2 separate regions of the Homo sapiens genome follow, and region 1 is linked to region 2. Evidence: read pairs that join two places in POLR2A ChIA-PET (ENCODE). Cell type or tissue: OCI-LY7. All regions are shown on one strand. Links, peaks and the distances in the headings refer to the core of each region. The heading gives the core; the rest is flanking DNA.

Region 1 (7,295 bases), core at 1,603-4,102, 490 kb before region 2:
GGACACTTCTCTGCCTAAAACCATCCTTATAATGGGGTTACACACCCCAGGGGAGAGGAAACAGCCTAACAGGTCCCAGAGCTGGAGAGTGTGAGCTGGAGCCTGAGCATGTTTCTCCAGGGCCCTCCGTTTCCTAGACGACACCATCTCAAGCTGCAGGGAAGAAGGAGCCTCAGCAGCCCAAGCCAGCCTCCCCATTCCCTTTCATGAGTGCAACTCCCTGTGCGGCCCCCAAACAGAGTGCTGAGTGAGAACAGAAGGGAGGGCCCGGGCAGTCCAGAGGTTAAGAACAGGAAGACTCCATGGAGAGAAGGAAAGGTTGGCAGTGGGGGTCAGCTTCCACGCCAGCCACTGTGAGGATGCTGCTGCTCTGCAATCTGGCTGTAGCCAAAGAGAAAGACTCCTGTCCCCTCTCTCCTGTCCCTGAGGCACTGCTCGGGTGGGAGCTACAAGTCCACAAACACTGTCCCTTCTATGTGACAGGCCCCAAAAAGAACAGCACACAGGGACTAGCCCACGTGCTGTGCAGGCCCCAGCACAGCCCTCTCTGGGCCCTGCCTCCCTTCCTACACTACCCACCTCAGCAAATGGAGAAGGGAGCCCTGCACCCAAGCAGCAGGAACCCAGGCTGTCACTGCCACAGCAGGGCCACTGTGGGCTGGAGGACCGGGGACAGGGGTGAGGGCTTTGAAGGAGAGACCGAACTGATGGATCAGAAGCAGAGAACCATCAAGAGCTAAACCGCTCCTGAGCTAAGCCAGGGGACGACAACCCTCCTACCATCAATGACCACTATGCCAGCTCCTCCAAAGCCTACTCCTCCAAGACACCTTCTGACTGTTTTTGGTTTTTTGTTTTGTTTTGTTTTGTTTTTTAGAGATTCTGCTCTGTCCCCCAGGCTGGAGTGCAGTGGTGTGACCTCAATCTCGGCTAACTGCAACCTCTGCCTCCCGAGTTCAAGAGATTCTCCTGCCCCAGCCTCCCAAATAGCTGGGATTACAGGCATGCACTATCATGCCTGGCTAATTTTTGTATTTTTAGTAGAGACAGGGTTTCACCATGTTGGCCAGGCTGTTCTTGAACTCCTGACCTTAGGTGATCTGCCCACCTTGGCCTCCCAAAGTGCTGGGATTACAGGTGTGTGCCACCACACCCAGCTAATTTTTATATTTTTAGTAGAGACAGGGTTTCACCATTTTGGTCAGGCTGGTCTCAAACTCCTGACCTCAGGTGATCCACCTGCCTCGGCCTCCCAAAGTGCTGGGATTTACAGGTGTGAGCCACTGCACCTGGCTGAGATCATCTTTATAAGTCCATTTATACAACTCATGAGTTACCTCAGCTAGAGGCCCTACCAGGTCCAATTACTTAACTGCTTGTACTATCCATTTTGTTTGTTGTTGTTTTGAGACAGTCTTGCTCTGTCGCCCAGGCTGAAGTGCAGTAGTGCAATCTGCTCACTGCAACCTCTGCCTCCCGGGTTCAAGCGATTCTCCTGCCTCAGCCTCCCAAGTAGCTGGGATTACAGGCACGCGCCACCATGCCCAGCTAATTTTTGTATTTTTAGTAGAGACGGGATTTCACCATGTCGGCCAGGCTGGTCTCGAACTCCTAGCCTCAAGTGATCTGCCTACCTCGGCCTCCCAAAGTGCTGAGATTACAGACGTGAGCCACTGTGCCCAGCCTGCTTGTACTATCAATTCCTCTACTAGACAATAAGCCTCTCTAAGCCGGGGCCACCTCCCTGGTGCCTAAAGCTCTGCCAACCCAAAGCTGCCATTCCACAATATGGTGACTGCCAAGGATGACTGACGATGCTTTCCAGGTCAGGGCTCACCTATCCAGAAAGAGGAGGAGGACAAAGAGAAACCCTCCAGGAAAAATGGCCCCTGAGAGCTATCCAGCTGGGTTCTCAAGTCTTCTTCCTCAGGCTGGAGAGAGCACCCAGCCCTTCGATACAGAACTTTGTTTCCCCCATACACTAGGCACTAGTGTTCAGTGGTTCTGGCTGGAACCAGAAGACAATACCATCCTCTGTTTTGGGGGATTCAGCCTCACCCAGGCAGGCCACCGCATTGCATAACAGCAGAGCCTCTGGGGACATACTCCTTGGAACTGAGCAGTGCAGAGCCCTTGCAGCTGTTTGCAGCAGCCTTAACTCCCAGCTAAGAGAGAGGCAAGTGTAGCTTTCCCTCTGTGCCAATCACTGCTAGGGTGGATATCTGCTGAGCACCCAGAGGTGGCTATGAACAGGAGGCCAAGCACACCTGCTTCAAGTTCAATTCCAGAAACCTATTGCACAGCTGGTCCAGAGACATAGGAAGCCTGGAGCTGAACAGAAAGCAGTCAGCCAGCCTGGTGCCAGCAGAGGCCCAGGGAGTGAACCCACAGCCCCCTCTCTAGACCTTCCCAAGATCTCCCTGGAAGGAAGATCACTATTCAGAAGTTCAGGTCAATAAATATGTACTAAGCCCTTGCTACATGCCAGGCTCGGTGCTGTGAGCTAGGGATATTGAGATGAAGTGGAAGAGATGAGTTAATTTCAATAGAATAGCGAGTACAATGGTGGAGGTACTACAAATGCTGAAAGGAAGGACCTCTGGAAGGAAGGAGGACTTAACTGGAGAAAATGATGTCAAAACTAGGTCTTGAAGGAAGAACAGAAGAAGTTTCCAGAAAAAGGGGTGGGAAGCATTTTAGAGGTAATAACTAGTGCTAAAGTCAAAGCAGGAAGGCTAGGAACACCAAATCCATGGGCAGGAGCAGGATTCTGGAGGGCTTTGTACACACTAAAGGTTAAGTAGGTGGTATGGAACCACTGACCAGTTTTGTGGCAGCCATGTGGAGGCTGATGAGCAGAGAGTGCAGTAGTGCAATCTCTGCTCACTGCAACCTCTGCCTCCTGGGTTCAAGCGATTCTCCTGCCTCAGTCTCCCAAGTAGCTGGGATTACAGAAAACAGAAAGATCTATTAGGAAGGTGTGGCAGAAGCTAGGCAAGAGACAAAAGGACTTCCTCTGGGGCAGTCTTTGTCAAGGGAGAGGAGTTTTCTGATTGACAACTCTACCTCCATCCAAAGATAGTATACATGGAGGCTGGGCCAAACCAGGCTGGGAGGAGAAGACCAATCTTATGGCTGGCCCAGGCCACCTGGCTGCTCACCACCGGCTGATTAGGCAGCTGTGTTTGAAGTCTGATTGGGGCGCTCTTCTCTAACCACAGGGAGGTGCCCAATAGCCCTCAGCATGGCTCAGCAGGTTAGGACATCGCCCTAGCAAAGGGCAAACAAACTAAATTGCACACCCCTGGGCAAGAAGTGGAAGACTGGCTTGGAGCCAGCCTAAATCAGAAACCCTGCTCCCATGCGGTTGTGTTAATAGGTCCACCTTCATCCTTTATTCATAGCTCTGTGAGTCTGTGCTTTCCAGCCAAGAGGTCACAGTCGCATCCCCCAAGACTCAGAGCCTTGCCTCCTCTCTCAACTTTTGTTTAAAGCCCCCAGTTAAGGATCTCCCAGGCAAAAACAAGTAGGAAAGAGTTCAACAGAGACACACAGACAATACCTATAAGGTAATAGGATATGGCCTACCAGGTGCTTCTCCTTCAGGTCCATGGGCCAAGAGTACTGCAGGCATGCCCAGATGAATGTGGTCACCCCTGAAAGGAAGGCTCCTCCCCAGCATGTACAAACCCCAGTGAGTCTGTCACAGTCACAACATCTGGGGAAAAAGAAGAAAGAAATCACTCAGGTTGCTGGAACAGGCAGCTACTGTGAAACACAACAGCATCATTTTTTTTTTTTTTTGAGACGGAGTCTCACTCTGTCGCCCAGGCTGGAGTGCAGTGGCGCGATCTCGGCTCACTGCAAACTCTGTCTCCTGGGTTCAAGCGATTCTCTTGCTTCCGAGTAGCTGGGATGACAGGCGTGCATCACCATGCCCAGCTAATTTTGTATTTTTCAGTAGAGACAGGGTTTTGCCATGTTAGCCAGGCTGGTCTCAAACTCCTGACCTCAAGTGATCTGCCCGCCTCAGCCACCCAACATAATAGTATCATCTAAACCACAGTATGGTACGCGGAAAAGTACTGAACTCACTGACCATCAGACAGAGTCAGCCTCATCGAGCAGCAGAGCTTCCCCCAGGCAGTCAGCTCTAGATGAATTCCACTCTCTGAATCCAGGAGGGAGAGGGCTACAGAGAGGATTCTGGAGGGGTACAAACTTTCTCTCTTTCACCCTTCATTTTCTTTCTTTCTTTCTTTCTTTTTTTTTTTTTTTTGAGACGGATTCTCACTCTGTTGCCCAGGCTGGAGTGCTATGACCCGATCTTGGCTCATTGTTGCAACCTCCACCTCCTGGGTTCCAGCAATTCCCTGCTGCAGCCTCCCAAGTAGCTGGGATCACAGGCACTTGCCACCACGCCCGGCTAATTTTTGTATTTTTAGTAAAGACGGGGTTTCACCATATTGGCCAGGCTGGTCTTGAACTCCTGACCTTGTGATCCACCCGCCTCAGCCTCCCAAAGTGTTGGGATTACAGGCGTGAGCCACCGCGCCTGACCTTCATTTTCTTTATTATTATTATTATTATTATTATTTTGAGACAGAGTCTCGCTCTGTTGCCCAGGCTGGAGTGCAGTGGCGCAACCTTTGCTTACTGCAACCTCCACTTCCTGGGCTCAAGTGATTCTCCTGTCTCAGCCCCTCAAGTAGCTGGGATTACAGGCATGCACCAGCATCCCCGGCTAATTTTTGTACTTTTAGTTGAGACAGGGTTTCACCATGTTGGTCAGGCTGGACTTTTTTTTTTTTTTGAGACAGAGTCTCGCTCTGTCGCCCAGGCTGGAGTGCAGTGGCGCGATCTCGGCTCACTGCAAGCTCCACCTCCCGGGTTCACGCCATTCTCCTGCCTCAGCCTCCTGTGTAGCTGGGACTACAGGCGCCCGCCACCACGCCCGGCTAATTTTTTGTATTTTTAGTAGAGATGGGGTTTCACCGTGTTAGCCAGGATGGTCTCGATCTCCTGACCTCATGATCCGCCTGTCTTGGCCTCCCAAAGTGCTGGGATTACAGGCGTGAGCCACCATGCTCAGCCAGGCTGGTCTTGAACTCCTGACCTCAAGTGATCCACCTGCCTCGGCCTCTCAAAGTACTGGGATTACAAGCATGAGCCACCACGCCCAGCCTATTATTATTTTTTTTAATTTTGTGTGGAGAAGGGGTCTTGCTATGTTGCCCAGGTTGGTCTTGACCTCCTGGCCTCAAGCAATCCTCCCCACCTCAGCCTCTTAAAAGTTCTGGGACTACAGGCTACAGGCGTGAATCACTGTGCCCAGCCTCAACCTTCATTTTCAAAGGCACACTGTGTTTTGTTCCATATGTACTCTGTTTATCACTGAATTACAGCATGCAGGAAAAGCCTTGGTTTATTGGCTTTTTTTGTTTGAGACGGAGTTTCACTCTTATTGCCCAGGATGGAGCACAATGGCATGATCTCGGCTCACTGCAACCTCTGCCTCCTGGGTTCAAGCGATTCTCCTGCCTCAGACTCCTGAGTAGCTGGGATTACAGGCATGTGCCACCACGCCCAGCTAATTTTTGTATTTTTACTAGAGACGGGGTTTCACCATGTTGGTCAGGCTCGTCTCAAACTCCCGACCTCAGGTGATCCACCCACCTCGGCCTCCCAAAGGATTTATTGGCATTTTTATTTATTATCACTACTTCTTTGGTAGAGATGGGGTCTTGCTATGTTGCTCAGGCTGGTCATGAGCTCCTGACCTCAAGTGATCTGCCCGCCTCGGCTTCTCAAAGTGCTGAGATTTCAGGCATGAGCCACTACACCCAGTCAGCATTTTAAAAATTTAGGGTTAAGGCCGAGCACAGTGGCTCACGCCTGCAATCCCAGCACTTTGGGAGGCCGAGGCAGGCAGATCACTTGAGGTCAGGAGTTCCAGACCAGCCTGGCCAATATGATGAAACCCCATCTCTACTAAAAATACAAAAATTAGCCAGGCGTGGTGGTGGGCGCCTGTAATCCCAGCTACTCAGGAGGCTGAGGCAGGAGAATCACTTGAGCCTGGGAGGCAGAGGTTCCAGTGAGCTGAGATTGCGCCACTGCACTCCAGTCGGGCGACAAAGTGAGACTCGGTCTCAAAAAAAAAAAAAAAAAATTTAGGGTTAAGGTTAGCCTTAACATCAAGTGAAATCTAGATATGTAAGTTGGATAATAAGGGGGCAGCTGGGACAGCAGCAGGGTGGATGTCCACTGCATCCCCAGAACGAGGCACTGACTTCTTTCCACGTGCTGGCAGTCAGACGCCACACTCACCAGCATGTGCAAGCCCGCAGCCCCTCACGTGGTTGAGTGCAGTGCTCAACAGGCACCTGAGCAGATGAACACACGATGGGCAGCCCAATCTGACAACAGGTCCGACAAAAGCGGGCTGGTTACCTGGAAAATGAGGTTTGCCCTACCTCCCCACCTACCCTCACCAGCCCTCACCCTCCCGTCCTGGCAGCCGTCACTCTAATGATCTCAGACCAGGGTGTGTTTGAGTAAAGAGTGACACTGAGCAATCTGGTTTGATGCCAAGCGACTCCTCTTGGAGAAAGCACTAACCTACTGACTAAGACAGCTCTTTTGGGGGCCAGGAGCAAGCCTTGTCAAGGGGTGCCAGGCAGAAACCCAGAACTGACCCAGAAAAAAGCTGTCAAGAAATAATAAAAGCTGTGTCCGGAGGACCCAACCAGAAGGCCCAGGTTCTGCCACCAACTCCACTCCAAAACCCCGCCCAATTCCTCTCAAGGTGGCACCCATGCTGGTGCCCTAGGCTGAGCAACCACGTCTCTTCCACCCCTGCCTTTCAAAGCTGAGCCAGCCTCGAAGGCTCAGATACAGACAGTGACGCTGGAAGTGGCCTTGCAATGCAGTGACATTCAGTCTTTGGTCGCCAACTGAAATGGGATCCTGAGGGACCAAATCCACTCCTCCCCAAGGCCACTGTCTGACTCAGGCTGCCCCAGTCCTGCTTACGACTGCAGCTCAAGGTCCCCATGACACCCCATCCCAGCAGGGGCTGGATGAGATCGTTGCCACACAGGGAAAAACACCAGGAGCCAGATGGGGACTGTGCCTGTTAACTCCTTCTGCCAACGCTGCAAAGGCAAAATCACTCTGTGGCCAGCTGGAACCACAGCAGTACAGAGAGGGCAGCCAGGAACAGGACATTTTTCTAAGAGTCTCTGTTTTCCCATCATTCCATACATGGGATTCTGGGAGACAGCCATTCTTAA
Region 2 (8,079 bases), core at 3,204-5,703:
GGACTGCAGGCTTGTGCCACCACACCCAGCTGATCTTTTTTCTTTTTTTTTTTTTACGATTGTGGTGAAACACACATAAGATTTACCATTTACCATTTTTGAGTGTACAGTTTAGTGGTATTCAATACATTTATAACGTACAACTATCACCACCATCCATCTCCGTAGCTATTTTCATCTTGTAAAACTGAAACTCTGTACCATTAAACACTAACTCCCATTCAGGAGAATTCTATCTCCTGAGCTGGGTGCTGGTTACACAGGTGTGTTCACTTTGTGAAAATTCACCCAACTGTACACTTAAGATGTGTGCACTATTCTGAAGATATATTATACTTTGATAAAATAGTTTATTTACTAAAGAAGAAGCCAGGCACAGTGGGTCACGCCTGTAATCCTAGCACTTTGGGAGGCCGAGGCGGGCGGATCACTTGAGCTCAGGAGTTCTAGATCAGCCTTGCCAACACGGCGAAACCCCATCTCTACCAAAAATACAAAAATTAGACAGACATGGTGGTGCACGCCTGTAATCCCACCTACTCAGGAGGCTGAGGCAGGAGAATCATTTGAACCCGGGAGGCAGAGGTTGCAGTGAGCTGAGATGGCCCCACTGCACTCCAGCCTGGGCAACAGAGTGAGACTCTGTCTCTAAAATAAAATAAAATAGCATAACATAACATAACATAACATAACATAACATAACATAACATAACATAACATAACATAAAATAAATAGAAGAAAAACACCCTATGACTGGCCTAAACTCTTCCGTGAGGAGGAAAATCAGGTCTGCCTTCAAGGAGGAAATTCTTCAGCCTCCATGAGCTACAGGTCAACAAGCCCCGGATCCATTTCCAGCCTTTTCCTGTGATGTAGTCAAGCAGGGTAGAGAGCCGACCCAGGGGTGGCAAGTACAGACCACCTGACCTGACCTTGGTAACCCAGGACCTGGCACCTCACCTGAGTGTCAGGAAACCTATTTCGTGGTGTTCCTTGCCGCGGGCATCAAAACACGGCGCTGATGGCAAAGATTCCCCGGTGGGCTCGATGTCCACCAAGCCTTGGGCACTGTGAAGCCCTGGAGTCTTGTGACCCCGGCGGCCGAGAGCACTTCCCTGCGTGCAGCCCAGGCTCCCAGAGCTCCCTAGCACCTCCAGCCCAGGTTCTGGATGGGGGAACGGGGCACAGGCAGGGGACCCCGGGAGCGCCCGGCCACCGCGCGAAGATGGCCAGGCCCTCCCAGCGAGCGCCGCTTAGGCGCGGGGCGGGGCTGAGGACGCCGATGCGACAGCCGATGGCACCGTCGCTGCTGCTCACCCCCAGCCTGCATCCCCTACCTCCGCGCGCAGCCCGGCTCGGCCCAGCCCACAGGAAGTGACGGCTCGCGGGCTGCGCTGGCGGCAGAGGGACCGCACCGCCCCCAACCGCACAGCGGCGTTGCGGGAGGCGAAGGGCGTCGACCGACCTCGCGCGCTGCACATCTCGGGTTGAGGTTAAAGGATAGGGCGACATCTGGAAACCTTCCTCGAGTCCCCACACCCCTGCAAGCGGCGCCTCCCTCCCTGTCCCCGGACATGTTCGCTCCAGCGCTGGGCGCACACTGTACTGAATGATCTCGCCCCATCTGTCCCCTCCACCAGTCTGAGGTCAGCGCCTGGCGGGGTAAGGCGCTCAGGACATTGGAGTGAGGTCATCTGCTGCCCATCCCCCTCTCCCCCATGCACCGTCTGAGTTTGTTCCAGACAATCGTGTGCTCTGAAGGGTACATTATTTCAGATTCTCAAGGTTCTTGCGGTCGGGAAATGCCTCCATATGTCTACCTCAAATCTCTGCAGTGTGAACCCTCCAGGCCTGTCATCAGTGGGGTGACCTTTAGGAGACTTGTGCTGATGATATCCAACCTTACTCCTCTGATACCTCCTGGGCTGGTTGGGAGGGTGCGATGAGTTCATACACGCCAGCGCTTAGATCAGCGCTGGGGTCTGCCGAGCACGGTCAGTGACTATTAGGGCCTTATTATCGGTTTTCACCTGGAGGAACTATTCCTTGCCCCTCACTACCCCATCTCTGGCAGGGCTCCTAAGGCAGGCTGGGGATGCCAGTGCAGGGACTTTACCTTTCTGGCTGGGGAGGCAGGTGGAGCCTGCAGTCAAGGCTCAGCCTTGGGAGAAGAGACCTGGGGAGAAGCCCCAGGTGCATTTGCCCGCTGAGGGCTGCCTGGGCTCCCCCGCCTCTAGCACAGCCGCGTCACAGCATGGAGGCTCTCTGCGTGGGACCCTTCTGCTTCCCGGCAGACTGAGAACTCCTTGAGGGCAGGGACTCTGGCTGGCACATGGCAGGTCTCCCAATGAATGAAGAAATGTTCTAAGCCATTTTTCTTGGCCTTCCTTCTTCGGCCTTCTTCCCAATGACCCCCTAACTCCACAATTCACAGCGTTCCTTATCCCTTTGCCCCAGGTCAGATCCACCTGCCCTGCCTGAAAAACTCCTAAAACTAATCAAAGATGAATCTGCCAGGCGCGGTGGCTCACGCCTGTATTCCCAACATTTGGAGAGGCCAAGGAAGGTGGATCACGAGGTCAGGAGTTCGAGATCAGCCGGGCCAACATGGTGAAATCCCATCTCTACTAAAAATACAAAAATTAGCTGGGCATGGTGGCGAGCACTTGTAATCCCACCTACCAGGGAGGTTGAGGCAGGACAATCGCTTGAACCCAGGAAGCAGAGGTTGCAGTGAGCCGAGATTGTGCCATTGCACTCCAGCCTGGGCGACAGACTCCATCTCAAAAAAAAAAAAAAAAAAAAAAAAAAAGATAAATCTGAGAAAGAGTTGGCCAAAATGTGTCATTCCTATTGACTAAAGTGGGTGATCAACTGGCTCCTCCTCCTGTAATCACCCAAGCTGGAAGCCCAGGAGTTATTGTCATTCATTTGTCCAATAAATATTTATGATGTGTTAGACATGGTGCTGAGTGCTGAGGATACAGAGAACAAAACGGACTCAGTCCTTGCTCACGGGAAGCTTGAATTTCAGTAGAAGAGACAGATGTCAAACAATTAAAAAGACAAAAATAGGCTGGACACGATGGCCCATGCCTGTAATCCCAGCACTTTGGGAGGCCGAGGCGGGCAGATCACGAGGTCAGGAGATCCAGACCATCCTGGCTAACACGGTGAAACCCCGTCTCTACTAAAAATACAAAAAAAATTAGCCGGGCATGGTGGCGGGCGCCTGTAGTCCCAGCTACTCGGGAAGCTGAGGCAGGAGAATGGTGTGAACCCGGGAGGCGGAGCTTGCAGTGAGCCGAGATGGCGCCACTGGACTCCAGCCTGGGCGACAGAGCGAGACTCTGTCTCAAAAAAAAAAAAAAAAGCAAAAATATTTACAATAGTGTTAAGAACATGGGGGACTGAAGTAACAATGGTGGAGCTGGGAAATCTCTCAGGGAAAGAGACTTTTTTTTTTTTTTTTCGAGGCAGAGTCTCACTCTGTCACCAAGGCTGGAGTGCAGTGACACGATCTTGGCTCACTGCAAGCTCCGCATCCCAGGTTCAAGTGATTCTCCTGCCTCAGCCTCCTAAGTAGCTGAATGATCTCGCCCCAACCCGAGTAGCTGGGATTACAGGCACCTGCCACCGCAACCGGCTAATTTTTGTATTTTTAGTTGAGATGGGTTTCACCATCTTGGCCAGGCTGGTCTTGAACTCCTGACCTCGTGATCCAACCCCCACCCCCCTCGGGCTCCCAAAGTGCTGGGATTACAGGCGTGGGCCACTGCGCCCGGCCGGAAAGAGACTTTTAAGATAAGACCCTGGAGGACGAAAAGGGGACAGTCACATGAGGAGTGGGAGGAGGGATGTCCCAGGCAGAAGGAACAAACTATACAAAGATCCTGGGCAGAAAGACTTAGAGTGGTTGAGAAAAATGAAGGAAGACCCACGTGGGTGGAACCCAGGGACTGAAGGGAGGAGAAGCAGGCTCAGACTTTGCGGGGCCTTGGAGGTTGCTCCTGACGCAGTGCTCAGAGGAGTCTTCATGGGGGAGTGATGTGAGCTCCATGTTCAAATTACTTGGGCTGTTCTGCAGAGAGTAGGTGGGAGAGGGGATGAGTGGAGGCTGCTACAGGTGGGAGGTTATGGGACCCTGGCAAAGGTGAGGGCGGGGGAGATGAAGGGCCGTAGGATGATACAATATATATGTTTGATGGATAACACCATAGGACTTGGTGATGAATTGGTTGGGGTTGGTGGGGGGTTGGTAGCAGGAAGAGAGGCACCAAGGGTGACATGGGCCAGGCGTGGTGGCTCATGCCTGTAATACCAGAACTTTGGGAGGCTGAGGCACGCGGCAGATCACTTGAGGTCAGTAGTTCGAGACCAGCCTGGCCAACATGGCGAAACCTCGTCTTTGCTAAAAATACAAAAATTAGCGGGGTGTGGTGGTGCACACCTGTAGTCCCAGCTATTCGGGAGGCTGAGGCAGGAGAATCACTTGAACCCAGGAGGCGGAGGTTGCAGTGAGCTGAGATCGCGCCGCTGCGCTCCAGCTTGGGTGACAAGAGCAGAACTCCATCTCAAAAAATAAATAAAAATAAAAATAAAAATAAAAATAAAATATGGTACCAAATTCTCTGACACTCTTTCCATGGAGAGGTGGGGTAGAGGTCCTCTCCCTTGGAATCTGGTGACCTTGTGACTATTTTGACCAATAGAGTGTGGTGAAAGTGACTTTCTATGTTACTTCCCTCCCAGACTGGATGCTGAACAGATATGCAACTTCCCCCTTGTTCTCTTGAACACCCTCTTTCCTTTTCTTTCTCTCTCTCTCTTTTTTTTTTTTTCTTGAGACAGGGTCTCGCTCTGTCACCCAGGCTGAGTGCAGTGGTGAGATCATAGCTCATTGCATTCTCAACCTCTCAGGCTCAAGCGATCCTCCTGCCTCAGCCTTCTGAGTAGCTGAGACTACAGGTAATTGCCACCACACCTGGCTAGTATTTTTTTCTTATTTTTTATAGAAATGGAGTCTTGTTATGTTGCCCAGGCTGGTCTCGAACTCCTGGGCTCAAGCGATCCTCCGGCCTTGGCCTTCCAAAGTGCTGGGATCACAGGTGTGAGCCACTGTGTCCACTTCCTATTTTCATATGCATCTTTTGGGTGTTCCCTCACAGAGCCCAGTGTCCTTGCTGAGAGAGGCCCAAGCCACATGGAGAGGTCACACGTTGGTGTGTCTGTCTTCAGCCCCAGCTGAACCCAGTCTTTGGGTCCTGCCAGCTCAGGCATCAGATGTATGAGTAAAGCCACCTGGTAATTTCAGCCCCCCAGCTGTTCCAAGTTAACCCCAGCACCAGCCATTCTGGTCTTCTCAGCTGAGACCGCAGACATTGTGAAGCACAGACCAGCCACCGCAGCTGAGTCCTGTCTGAATTCCTGACCCATGGAATTTGTGAACATAATAAAATGGTTATAGTTTTACACCAAGTTTGGTGGAAAGGTTGTTATGCAGCAATGGTACCTAGAACACATATGAGATAGAAAACCAAGTTCCAAGACTCCACCTTGTCAATACCACCTGCCTGCTTCCTCTCCATCTATCTGTGACTGCTTTGGTTGAGCCCTCATCAGCTCTCACCTCCCAGCTGGATTCCCCATGTTCAGGTCATTTCTCTCTCCTGCTGCAGCCAGGATGGCTTCATTAAGATCTAATGACATCTCATGACATCACTCCCCTGCTTCTCAGGCTCTTTGTTGCTCATGGAATAAGATTAATGCCTTTTATCAGGATGTATGCAGCCCTTTATGGTCTGCTCCTGGTCCACTTCAAGCGTATCTCCTGTCTCTCTACATTTCACTCAAATCAGGTGTCTGTCTTCCTCCCTCCCTCCTCTCTCTTTTTTTGATTTTTAAAAATATTATAATAGTCTGGGCGCGGTGGCTTACGCCTGTAATCCCAGCACTTTGGGAGGCCGAGGCGGGCGGATCACAAGGTCAGGAGATCGAGACCATCCTGGCTAACATGGTGAAACCCTGTTTCTACTAAAAAAAATACAAAAAATTAGCCGGGTGTGGTGGTGGGCGCCTGTAGTCCCAGCTACTCGGGAGGCTGAGGCAGAAGAATGGCATAAACTCGGGAGGCAGAGCTTGCAGTGAGCCAGGACAGCACCACTGCACTCCAGCCTGGGCGACAGAGAGAGACTCTGTCTCACACACACACAAAAAATTATAATAGAGGCCGGGGGTGGTGGCTCATGCCTATAATCCCATCTCTTTGGGAGGCCAAGGTGGGTGGATCACCTGAGGTCAGGAGTTGGAGACCAGCCTGGCCAGCAAGGTGAAACCCCATCTCTACTAAAAATACAAAAATTAGCCTGTTGTGGTGGCGCGTATCTGTAATCCCAGCTACTCAGGAGGTTGAGGCTGGAGAATCACTTGAACCTGGGAGGCAGAGGTTGCAGTGGGCCAAGATCACGCCACTGCACTCCAGCCTGGGTGACAGAGAGAGACTCTATCTCAAAATAAAAAATTAAATAAATAAATAAAATAAAAATATTATTATTTTTATATGCCCAGCTAAATTTTTGTATTTTTAGTAGAGACAGGGTTTCACCATGTTGGCCAGGCTGGTCTCAAACTTGGGACCTCAGGTGATCCACCTGCCTCAGCCTCCCAAAGTGCTGGGATTACAGGCGTGACCCACTGCTCTTGGCCTCAGTAAGTGTTTGTTGGATGATTGACGGTTGAACTCAGAAAAAGGGTGCCAGGGAGGGCCATGACAGCCATAGACCTGCGAGTCTTCCTTTTATGGTGGGCATAAAGGAGAACAGGACATGGTTTCTATATGCAGACATCACAGTGAAGAACCTACCAGGGAACCCTCAAATTGATCAGGGATACGTAATTAAAAAAATTTTTTAAAAGCTCTGTTTTATTTTGTTTTATTTAGTAAGTGTGTGTGTGTGTGTATATATATATATATATATATATATATATATATATATTTTTTTTTTTTTTTTTTTTTTTTTTTTGAGACAGAGTCTCACTCTGTCGCCCAGGCTGGAGTACAGTGGTGCGATCTCAGCTCACTGCAAGCTCCACCTCCTGGGTTCTCGCCATTCTGCTGCCTCAGCCTCCTGAGTAGCTGGGACTACAGGCGCCCACCACCATGCCCAGCTAATTTTTTTTATGTTTTATTTTTTAGTAGAGATGGGGTTTCACCATGTTAGCCAGGATGGTCTTGATCTCCTGACCTCGTGATCCGCCCGCCTCGGCCTCCCAAAGTGCTGGGATTACAGGCGTGAGCCACCGCGCCCGGCCGAGAATATTCTTTCTTCATACATCCAGACTTATTTCTTAAAATGTTTACTATAAAAGTTTTCACACACACACAAAAGTAGACAGAATGGTGGAACGAACTGTTTTTCTTTGCTGCAGTAGATTTAAAAGCAAATGCCCAGTCACTACAGATATCAATATGCATCACTGGAAAACAACTGACAGCATTTTAAAAACATAATTACTGGTGGAACTAGAGAGGATGTTAAGCTTAACTTAGAGAATGTAAATAACGGTCAGGGATGAATGGGTATTTTTCCACTTAGATATGTTAGTGGTCAAGTTCCTCAGGACAATGTTATGTTTTTTTCCATGCCGTGGTGGGGTGAATGCACAGAGACTTTGTAAGATTTCCTGGCATTAAGATGATCTAAGGGCCGGGTGTGGTGGCTCACACCTATAATCCCAGCACTTTGGGAGGCTGAGGGGGGTGGATCAGAAGGTCAGGAGATTGAGACCATCCTGGCTAACACGGTGAAACTCCGTCTCTACTAAAAATACAAAAAAATTAGCCGGGCATGGTGGCATGTGCCTGTAGTCCCAGCCACTTGGGAAGCCGAGGCAGGATAATTGCTTGAACCTGGGTGGTGGAGGTTGCAGTGAGCCGAGGTTGCACCATTGCACTCCAGGCTGGGTGACAGAACGAGACTCCGTCTCGGAAAAAAAAAAAAAAAAAAAAAAAAGATGATCTATGGAGGAGAATGCCCATCTGAGTGGTAGAAGAGCCCCTGAGGCTAGGTGAGGGTGGA

The links. Peaks named below come from ENCODE experiments on the same cell type or tissue, not always from the same donor. Only the 100,000 strongest peaks of a DNase experiment are listed, where the experiment ranks them.
Region 1: POLR2A ChIA-PET joins it to region 2 with 5 read pairs; 2 of 35 experiments call an interaction of 5 or more read pairs at or near these places.

The regions. Positions count from the first base shown.
Region 1 is chr17:75,468,223-75,475,517 of GRCh38, reverse strand. It overlaps TMEM94 (transmembrane protein 94), which reads right to left. Exons shown (of 32, transcript NM_014738.6): 2 at 3,589-3,718. The coding sequence starts at 3,612. Among named protein-coding and RNA genes, the nearest start is that of TMEM94, 15 kb to the right of the region's middle. RefSeq lists silencers at 3,202-3,291, 6,671-6,839. In OCI-LY7, for the core only: no CTCF peak of the experiment used is centred there; a DNase peak (open chromatin) is centred at 3,127.
Region 2 is chr17:74,975,659-74,983,737 of GRCh38, reverse strand. It overlaps HID1-AS1 (HID1 antisense RNA 1), which reads right to left. Exons shown (of 3, transcript NR_110878.1): 3 at 8,010-8,079. It overlaps LOC124904058 (a long non-coding RNA gene), which reads right to left and starts at 1,344. Exons shown (of 2, transcript XR_007065906.1): 1 at 962-1,344. RefSeq lists a silencer at 1,125-1,174 and an enhancer at 787-1,736. In OCI-LY7, for the core only: no CTCF peak of the experiment used is centred there; no DNase peak of the experiment used is centred there.